Linked DNA regions of Homo sapiens: region 2 is linked to region 1. Evidence: chromatin loops called from intact Hi-C (ENCODE). Cell type or tissue: stomach. All regions are shown on one strand.

What was found. Peaks named below come from ENCODE experiments on the same cell type or tissue, not always from the same donor. Only the 100,000 strongest peaks of a DNase experiment are listed, where the experiment ranks them.
Region 2: a loop joins it to region 1, with 6 times the contacts of the local background. A loop is called at or near these places in 3 of 110 quality-filtered maps.

The regions. Positions count from the first base shown.
Region 1 is chr15:65,900,066-65,905,065 of GRCh38, forward strand. All of the region lies in intron 24 of MEGF11 (multiple EGF like domains 11), which reads right to left. Among named protein-coding and RNA genes, the nearest start is that of RAB11A, 33 kb to the left of the region's middle. RefSeq lists enhancers at 2,292-2,511, 2,598-3,389 and a silencer at 2,431-2,595. In stomach, no CTCF peak of the experiment used is centred here; a DNase peak (open chromatin) is centred at 2,496; H3K27ac peaks cover 1,016 bases.
Region 2 is chr15:65,950,586-65,955,585 of GRCh38, forward strand. All of the region lies in intron 10 of MEGF11 (multiple EGF like domains 11), which reads right to left. Among named protein-coding and RNA genes, the nearest start is that of RAB11A, 84 kb to the left of the region's middle. RefSeq lists a silencer at 1,886-2,180 and an enhancer at 3,209-3,722. In stomach, no CTCF peak of the experiment used is centred here; a DNase peak (open chromatin) is centred at 2,066; H3K27me3 peaks cover 1,315 bases.

The DNA.
Region 1 (5,000 bases):
CTGGAAAGAGCAGTAAACTCTAATCTAGCAGCTCTGACCTTCTTCTGTGAAGCTCTGCTAGACAAGGGATCTAGACACAAGCACTGAGCTGCTTGAGTTGATAGAAGTGATCTAAAAGGCGTCTCAGCACTAAATTTCTGTGAAAGGTAGCAGATGGTGAAATTCTTGGATGATCTGTCACTAGAACTACCACAGTTTACATTTTGGGCTGCTATTTATGCTGTCTCCAATTTGTGAGAGTAATGAAAATGGTAAAAAGTGAAAGTGATAATGTAACTCAATGGATGTCTTAGATGTACCTTGGGACCCTGAAAGCAGAACACTCCGTATGGCTGAAGTAGCTAGATGTGTGCCACCACAAGTAGTCTTATCTCCCATAAAAGGCAACTGGTTGGAAGAGTATTTACTTTTCTGTTAAAGTAGATGTCCATTCTGTTGATGTTTGTTTCAGCAGATAGTATTTCCTCAATCTTGTACAAAAATATGTTCAGCCATTAGTTCCTTCAAGTGTTCACACAACACTCTGTGGTATAGGTAGAGCAATAATTCTCTCTCTCCTTCTCCTCTCATTGCTTATTGAGGAAGTCATTGCTTATGAGATTTAGAGTGGAAATTGACTTCCTCAGGATCACACTGCTTATCACTAGCAGAGCAAACTCTGTAGAACCAGGCTCAGCATTTTCCATCACAATTTAGCCCAGAAGTAGAGAGGGATATTGGCTTTAGTCACGTCTTAAGATTGTGGCCTCTTTAGCATATGACTCTAGAGAGAAGGAGAAAACATCCTTGCGAGACACTGAACGATCTCAGCTAGCACCAGCAAGGCCTAAAGGGAGGCCAGATATAGGCCCAGATGCTGGTTGACTTTTATTTCAAATGCTGCACTAGTGCCCTGATTTCACTAAGTTACTTATTTGAGACACCTACCAACTTCATATATATTTTTATTAGATGTCGACAAGGATGGCACATCTGTGTATGGAGACCCCATGTGCACAGGTGACTTCATTTCTACATAGCTGCTTGGACCCTTGACTGTGACCTGCCCAAACCACATAAATTTGCCCCTTAGAGGGTACTTAGTTTTTTAGTACAAGGAAGTGGTGGTAAGTCCAAGAACCCCAGCATGGCCCATCTGTCCCACTTTGGGTTCTCTGAACTCACCAGCCAAGGAGTAAGGCAATAAGGCACAGAGCTTCTGGTTTGGAAGCTGAGGACTAGTAGTATTTAAAGAAAGGCTATTGCACCTGCCTCAACTGCATATTTTCTAACGTGATGAATAACCACTTTATGTAGCAATTATAGTCTTCATTCCAATTAGGTCATTTGAAACTTGTTACATAATGAATAGGGCTGTGCAGAAAGGACTATTACTACTTCAGAATGAGGAATCTGAAGCTCAGAAAATTTGCTAGTATAATTCCTAATGTTAGTAAGTAGTTGAACCCCTATTGTCTCTTAGTTGATACCAATCAAGATGTTTTCCCTCACTACGTGTCTTGTTATCCAGTGCTCCTGTCCTTATCTCTAAAGGCAAACTGTATCTGCAGCAGCTCCACCTTACTCTGAACTCACCAGTCAAGGAGTAAGGCAGTAAGGCACAGAGCTTCTGGTTTGGAAGCTGAGGACTAGTAGTATTTAAAGAAAAGCTATTGCAGCTGCCTCAACTGCATATTTTCTAACATGTGAGGAATAACCACTTTATGTAGCACGTATAGTCTTCATTCCAATTAGGTCATTTGAAACTTGTTACATCGTGAATAGGGCTGGGCAGAAAGGACTGTTGTTTCTACTTTAGAATGAGGAATCTGAAGCTCAGAAAATTTGCTAATATAATTCCTAATGTTAGTAAATAGTTTAGTCAGGACTCAACCCCTGTCTTCTCTTGATACCAATCAAGATGTTTTCCCTCACTACGTGTCTTGTTATCCAGGGCTCCTGTCCATATCTCTAAAGGCAAACTGTATCTGCAGCAGCTACACCTTACCCTTAACAAGGAATGTCTTTCATCTATGGGGCTAAGCCCAGCTGAGAGAAAAAGGCTAAGCTCTTAAGTTTTTTGTGGATATCCCATGACTGAGTTAGGGCAGTAGGAGAGCCTTGAAGTTCAATGCCTAAAAGAACCTCGGCCAGTTGATAGTGCCTCTTCTCATTTTCACCAGAAAAGTCGGGGCTACTTTAAAGTTTTGGGGAATCAATTGTTGGCTCTGGAGCAGGGGATGATCCTAAATGGATAAAAGAGAAGTTGATGTCTGTGGGGAGGGGCTAAGCTCAGGGGGAAGTATCTTCCATACAGGAGCAGAGGATGGAGCAGTGCATGTATGTGTTGGCTGGGTGGTGAGAAAAGGGTGTTGAATTATGGACTCTTCTGTACCCCATCTCTACTGGGACTGGAGAATGGGGAAGGGCTGGGCAAGCTGGAAACTCCACCTCAGGAAGCCACTTTGTTCTCCAGCTGAGTCATCCACCTGCCTGCAAGAGGGGAGGGCAGGGTTGAGTGGAAGAATAACCAGCTGCTCTTAGATACTTCCTCATCCTTTCATAGCCCCACCCCTGTCCCAGTCCCAGCCCTTCAGGGCATTTTGCAAAGAAAGAGGAAGCATCAACCCAGGCTACCCAAGCTCTGGGAGTCACTCCTCCAAGGCTTGTCATTTGCATCAGGATTGGCGGCTTGGTCCTGTAATGCCCTGGCATTTGGTCTCATCTGGTTCCTGCCTCCCCACATAGTCATACACTGTCAGAGACAGAGGGGGCTTCTGAGATGAACTAAACATTTTCATTTTATAAAGGGAGCATCAAATCTAGAGAGAGGCAGTGACTTTCCAGGGCCACCTTGTGTGTGGGATCTGAGCCCACCTTGGCTTCTAGGTGCATGCTAACCTCCACTAAGGCCCAACTTAACTGTCAGGGAAAAACCCAGGCACCGAATATCCATCTCTTGCTTCTTGGCTTGCTACTATTAATAGAAGGCCACACTGCCTCTTCTCTTCCTGGGCCATAAATTAGCATCCTTCTCTTGATTGAGAGATAGGAGGAGGAGGTCTTGGGGTCAGAACACTGGCTTTAAAAAGTAATCTTCAGGATGTCATTGGGCTCCTAACTACCTAAGAGCCCAAGTTTACGCAAAGACAGACTTGGAAGTTAGATGGGAACGAGCACACAGGTGGGGAAAGTGGCAGCAACAGTGGGCTCAAGGATTCCAGCATCATAAAGGCGATGGAGAATAGCAATTTGAAATGGCTGACAAGGAATTGAACACGAGGCAGTTTGTTGCAGAATCACTGTGCTAGGGGGAGAAGGGGAAATAGAAGGGTGTTGAGCAGTGTAAGTGGTCTCCCTTAACCTCCGGGATGACAGTGAGTGGAGTTCTTCAGTAAGTAACAGGGGAAAGGGCAGGCATTGACTAAGGCTTTTGGAATGTCAGAGCTTGAAAGGGCCTCAGAGATGCTGTTAGTACAGCCCCATCGTTTTATAGTGGAAGAAACCAAGACCCAGAAAACAGTGCTGTGACCTGGTCAGCACCATACAGCAAGAACTAGGACTACAACCCACATTCCTTAACTCCTAGGCTAGGGCTTTTTCCCACTGAGTTCAGAGAACACTGAGACTCTTAATTCTTAGTAGTTCTGATTTGGTTTGGCCCAGTAGTTTTAGGAACTAGTTTCATTTGTGCTAGACTAGCTTATTAAGTGTTTATTTCGGGGGGCGTTAGCCAATTAGTGGGATTTATTCCATGTTTTGGTAAGTATTGTTATAAAGTTCTGAACTGTGACATCATATTTTCCTCTTTTTCAGTTCTCTTATTCTGATGTATTGGTCCCCAACACCTGCTGGTACATTTGCTTACATAGCTCTCTTTTCTTTTTAAAGGATGATTGTAGCCAGAGTGGTAAAATAAGATCTGGCTGGCTGCCTGCTGAGCCCTCGCCTGCACTCAGAGGTCAGATATATGATTCTACACAATAGTAATGAAATGTATGCTGAGGCAGAGACACTGCTTTCCTGAGCTTTGTTTTACATGTATGATTGCGAATCTGAAAGTAACCACCCTAATCAATGTACAGGACAACACAGTGCATAGGAAAGTTGTGTGTTCAGTTATTGGGGTTTCTGGTCCTGAGTTTATTCATGCTTGAGTCATGCGTGTTCTTCAGCTAGAAAGGCCCTTAGAGAGCTTTCTGCCCAATCCTTATACCTTTTTGAGAAAGAAACTGAGGTGCCAGGTCATAGTCACGAAATAGAACTGTTCTTTGTTTTCAGCCTTACCTACTGTTCCTCATTTGGATGGTTTAAGTCAAAACACACAGAAAATTGCCAAAATAATGCTTCCAAGGGAGTAATGTCTGTTGGCTGGCTGGGGATGACCTTTTGTCCTCAGACAGTTCTCTTGGGCTGTGTATATCCTAACAAAGGCCGATAGTGACTCAGCCTTATCGCTGTCTTGTTCAGAATGCAGTACTTACCACCATCCCCTACCCTGAGCTCACCCCACATCTAATCATCTCCCCAAAAGGACTGTAGACGACTAGCTGTTCTTGGTTAGGGAATGGTTGTGTCTTGGTGTATGTAAAACTAGGTCTGAAAGACTAGAACGGTAATCAGGGACATCTGGGTCAGTCTAGACCAGTGTTTGGGGAATAAGCTGCATAAGGGTACCCTGAGGGTGCTCTTCACACATGCAGATTCCAGGGCCCCACTCTAGATTTGCATCAGAGTTTTGAGGAGATGGGGTGTGAATATCTGTATTTTTAATAAGCTTTCCAGGTGATTCTGGTACACTGTTAGATTTAGGATATGCATTGGGACCTCTGCTGTCATATCTGTTTGGCTTAAGCGCTTTTTTCTGAGACAGAGTCTTGTTCTGTTGCCCAGGCTGGAGTGCAGTGGCACGATCTGGGTTCACTGCAACCTTTGCCTCCCGGCTTCAAGCAATTCTTGTGCCTCAGCCTCCCAAGTAGCTGGGATTACAGGTGTGTGCCACCATGTCTGGCTAATTTTTG
Region 2 (5,000 bases), 51 kb after region 1:
CACACACACACACACACACACACACACACACACACACACACAAAAGGAAATAAAAGAAACTAGGGGCACAGAGAGGTACAATATCTTGCCCAATGTCACACAGCTAATATGCAGCAAAGCTGGTATTCGAAGGCAGAGAATTTGGCACCAGAGTCTCTGCAAACCACTACACAAAATTTCATAAGGCAGAAGCTCATGCCACTGCTCAAAGAATCTGGAGATGGTGTGTCAGGGGTCAGCTGCTCCAGTCCCACTGTAGCTATCTGTTTACATAAATTTCAGAGAAGCCAACAGGTAGAGTCAAGTCCCAGCCCTACTGGCAAGGCCTCTTGGGAAATGCCATGAATGTCCTTACTGTAAAGCTCAGGAATGTTCCAGAAACTTCTGCTTTAAGGGCATTGGGTCTACCAGGGATTTCATTCATTTCAGGGAGTTTGCTGAGCAAGATATTTGTGTGGTAGGCATTGTAGGCTTGTTAGGAGGTCCAGGGTTAGAGGGAAACATGTTATTGTCCTTAGGGAGATAGAACCTGAGTATGAGCCACACACAGTGGAAACAAAGGGATGGAATGGTTAATTCCGAAGAGAGGAGTATTCAGGGAAGGCTTCATGGAAGAGGCAGCCTTTGATTTCCTGAAAGGCTGAGAAGGATTTTCATAGATGCGATAGGGACTATGGGAAGGGCATTCTAGGAAGAAAGAGAGGTTTGAGAAAAAGCACAGAGGCCCCAAAGAACATATAGTAGTGCCCCCTTATCCTTGGTTTCACTTTCTATAGTGTCAGTTACCTGAGGTCAACTGTGGTTTTAAAGTAGGTTTGTGGCTGGGCACAGTGGCTCAAGCCTGTAATCCCAGCACTTTGTGAGGCCGAGGCGGGCAGATGACATGAGGTCAGGAGTTCAAGACCAGCCTGGCCAACATGGTGAAACCCCGTCTCTACTAAAAATACAAAAATTAGCTGGATGTGTTGGCACATGCCTGTAATCCCAGCTACTCAGGAGGCTGAGGCAAGAGAATTGCGTGAACCCGGGAGGTGGAGGTTGCAGTAAGCTGAGATCACGCCACTGCATTTCAGCCTAGGCAACAGAGCAAGAGTCCATCTCAAAACAAACAAACAAACAAACAAACAAAAAAACCCCAACAAAGTAGGCTTGTACAATACAAGAAGATATTTTAAGCCTAAGATGAGAGGATTGCTTGGGGCCAGGAGTTCCAGACCAGCCTGGGCAACATAGTGAGACTCCATCTCTACAAATTTTTTTTTTTTAAATAGCTGGGCATGGTGGTACATGCCTGTATTCTCAGCTGCTCAGGAGTCTGATGCAGGAGGATCACTTGAGCCCAGGAGTTTGAGGTTACAGTGAGCTATGATTGTGCCATTACACTACAGCCTGGGCAATAGAACGAGGCCCTATCTCTAAAAAAAATTTTTTTTAAAGATATTTTGAGAGGCCACATTCACATAAATTTTATAGCATATTATTATAATTGTTCTATTATTAGTTATTACTGTTAATCTCTTATTGTGTAGTACATACAGAATTCAGTACTGCCCACAATTTCAGGCACTGGAGGTCTTAGAATGTATCCCTCATGGATAATGGGGACTACTGTACTGTGTGTGGGGAGGAAATGAGTTATGTGTGCTACAGATTGTGGCAGGACTTAGTGGGAGATGAGATTAGGGTAGACTAGGTTCGAGGGCATATTACAAAGGCCTGGGATTTGAGGTTTATTTGGTGGGCAGTGGGGAGCCACAGAGAGGGGTGATGTGATGCCAACCTGCAAGTGGATGGACAGCTCCACTTAGTCCCCTCATCCACAATTCAGCTAATTCCCTAGCTCAGCGGGGTGTGAAGAAAGGTCCTCACCTCCTGGATAGGATCATCCTCACAAAGACAGGTATTTCAGGACTCTGCTGGCCTGACCACTGTGTCATATGACCCCTCACTCTGCCTTCTCCCATCCCTGTTCACCCTGGTGTTCTGTCTGGGCGAGGACCCTGGATTCTAAGAAGGCACAGAGTAGCCTTGAATCCCTGGCTCATGAGGCTGTCCAAGGTGCTGAAACGATGCCGTTTCCACTTGTAAGCACTCCCACTGGAATGACTAGCTCCCACACCACTGTTTCCGATGGGCAGGGAATTTCATTCCCATTTTATAGATGAGAAATAGAAACCCAGAAAGTTAGCAGAGCTAAAGCTACAAACTCATTTCTTGTTTTCTGGTCCAGGGCTCTTTGCCCCCACTGGGCAGCCACAGTGCAATTTACCAATGCATACCCCAAGTGATTCTATCACTGCTGCCAAACAAACATGTAAAATGCCCAGGCTCTCTTCCCACCCCCATCTCTATCTCCATTTCCCCAAATGTTGAGAGGCTTGTCCACTCGTACAGTGCCCCCTGAGACCGACCATTCAGGGTGACCCACAGGTGCTTGGGTGGACCTGCCTAGAACAGCAGTTGTGCACGTTCATGGCTCTGATCCATCAGGTATCCGTGGGTACAGCTCATCCCAACACCCTCCTACTGGTATCACGGGCATGGGGGAAGCAACGTTCCCCCACTACTCTCATAGCTTACCGGTAATTGCTGCCATTTCACCAAGTGTCTGTTGTATTTCAGGCACTGGCTTTGAACTTCTCATATAATGTTCCTAATTCTCATAAGCAAAGTCTTGTTTTAGCAGATGAGGAAGTTCCATGTCAGGCAGGATAAGTGGCTTGCCAGTAGTCAGTGTGGGGATTGGAGAGCTAGGATTTGAACTTAGATTTGTCTGGTTCCATGGTCACCCTTCAATCAAAGCTCATCAACTAATATGAGAGTTCAGTGTCTCCCACCACCGCTGGCTTTGTGATCCCAGGCAAGTCGCTAATCCTGTTTGAACTCCAGCTCCTCATCTGCAAATTGAGGAAAGTGAAAGTGCATCTCCATGGGCCCTTGTGAGGCATAAGTCAGACGAAGCATGCAGCCAGGATTCAGTGAGTGTTCACTGCTAGTGTGAATGTGCTTATTACTAGAACACAGGTTCCTGGATGGGGGTCTGATTAGTCTTTCCACATCCCCACCTGCCCCCTAAGTCCTAGCAGAGGAAACATCCAGTATTTCACATTTCAGTGAACAGGATTCCACTTCCAATGTCCTGGGAAGGAAGTGGAAGTGTGTGAAGGCCAATCCAGAGCCCCAAGCAGGACCTGCTTCTGCCCCGTGTCCCTGTGCTCTCGGGGGTGGAGACCACGTGACTAGGGCAGGCATGCCACTGAGCTCACAGGTGTGGTTCTGCACTACTTCATCAGCACTCCTCACGTTTATGTTGAGCCCGAGACCATTCTCAGCCCCTAGAGTCTACTTTCATAAAGCTGTCCCAATATCCTCCCTAAAGACCCCGGGCAGGGAGAGCTGGGGTGGGAGGGGACAGCTGAGGATGCGGTTTCACATCCACTGTCATGGGGGATACTCACATCCAATAGCAGGCAAAACTGATTTACTCCTCCCATCGTTCAGATAGGGAAATGGAGGCCCAGCAAGGTAAAGCGACATGTCCAAGATTACTGAGCCTAGAATGAAGGTCTCCAAACACTCAGAAAAGGGCTCCTTTAATTAGTCCTTAACTGACTACCTATCCTAAAATCATTCAAGGATAAAGGCGCGTACATACATTCACAAACCAAGCAACCAACAAAGGCATTGCTAATTATTACTGACTGCGGGACATCTTGAGGCGAGTCTCTGCTGAGTCTGCTCTGCTGATTGCTCCTACTTTGACCAGAACTGGCTGATTGTGGGAAGTTGCATTCACTCAGAAGCTGGAGTGAGGACAAGAGTAATGGCTTCCCCCTCAGGGCTTGATGCATACAGGAGTGAGTCATGCTGGTTGAGAACAATGAACTGTTCTGTAATCACCTCCTGCAGCCCCTGCCCAACATCCAACAGAGCCCCAGAGGAGCCTTTCCAGGAATAACGAGGCTGGGTGGGAGGAGATGGATGGGAATTCGCTGGGTCTCACCAGGGCAGCTTGACTCACAATCTGTATTAGCCCTGAGCCCCAGGCAGGGGGCATTCCACAGTGAGATGACTCTGGCATGCACCTGTGCCCCAAAGTTCAAGGACAGGAAGTCATTTGCATCTCAGGTGCAAGGAAGAGAGGCAGTGGCCTGGCCTCCAGACTGTTGGAGCACTGGGGACAGTGAGCAAACAGATGCTAGTCTCCCAGGCCTTTCTGGGGCCCCAGTTTTCCCTTGTTCTGAGGAGAAATGAGTAGGCAGGCAACTGGGGATAAAGAAGGGGGAACAGGGAGGAAAGACCCCCAGCAGACACACAGACAATGTATATGACCAGACCGTAAAACCCTCAATGAGCTTCCCACTCCTATGTATACACATACCTTCTTGCTCCTACTTTTCCCCTTTTCCCCCAGAACAGTGTTTCCTGACTTGATCCATGGAGTCCATACAGTGGACCATCTTAGAAGTTAATAGGTTCTTCTCTCTCCCTGTATACACCCCATCCACAGATGCCCAAAGTCCTACAGCTATGCTAGAAGCCAAGCTGGGACAGGGGTCACCCATGAGCAGTGTGGTGCAGTCACCTGACCACTTGGCTACGTGAGATTTTTTAATCCCAAACAATTATTCTCTCCTACCCAAATTCAAAACCCAGGGCACCTCCATTTTACTGTGGAAATTACAACAAAAAATGTACACTAACAAAGGTAAATTAAGAGAAAACCAGACTTCCTTCTCTTTCAAAGATGCCAAAGAGTTCATTTTTACCCAGTTTTATCTGCACTGGGGAGGAAGAAGGGGGATTGTAACTGTTTTTTTTTTTTTAATCTTAGTATAATCTTAGTAATGTGTTTTTACTTAAACAAATATATTTAGGCCAGAAGTGGTGGCTCATGCCTGTAATCTCAGCACTTTGGGAGGCCAAGGTAGGTGGATCACTTGAGGCCAGGAGTTCAAGATCAGCATGGCCAACATGGCAAAACCCTGTCTCTACTAAAA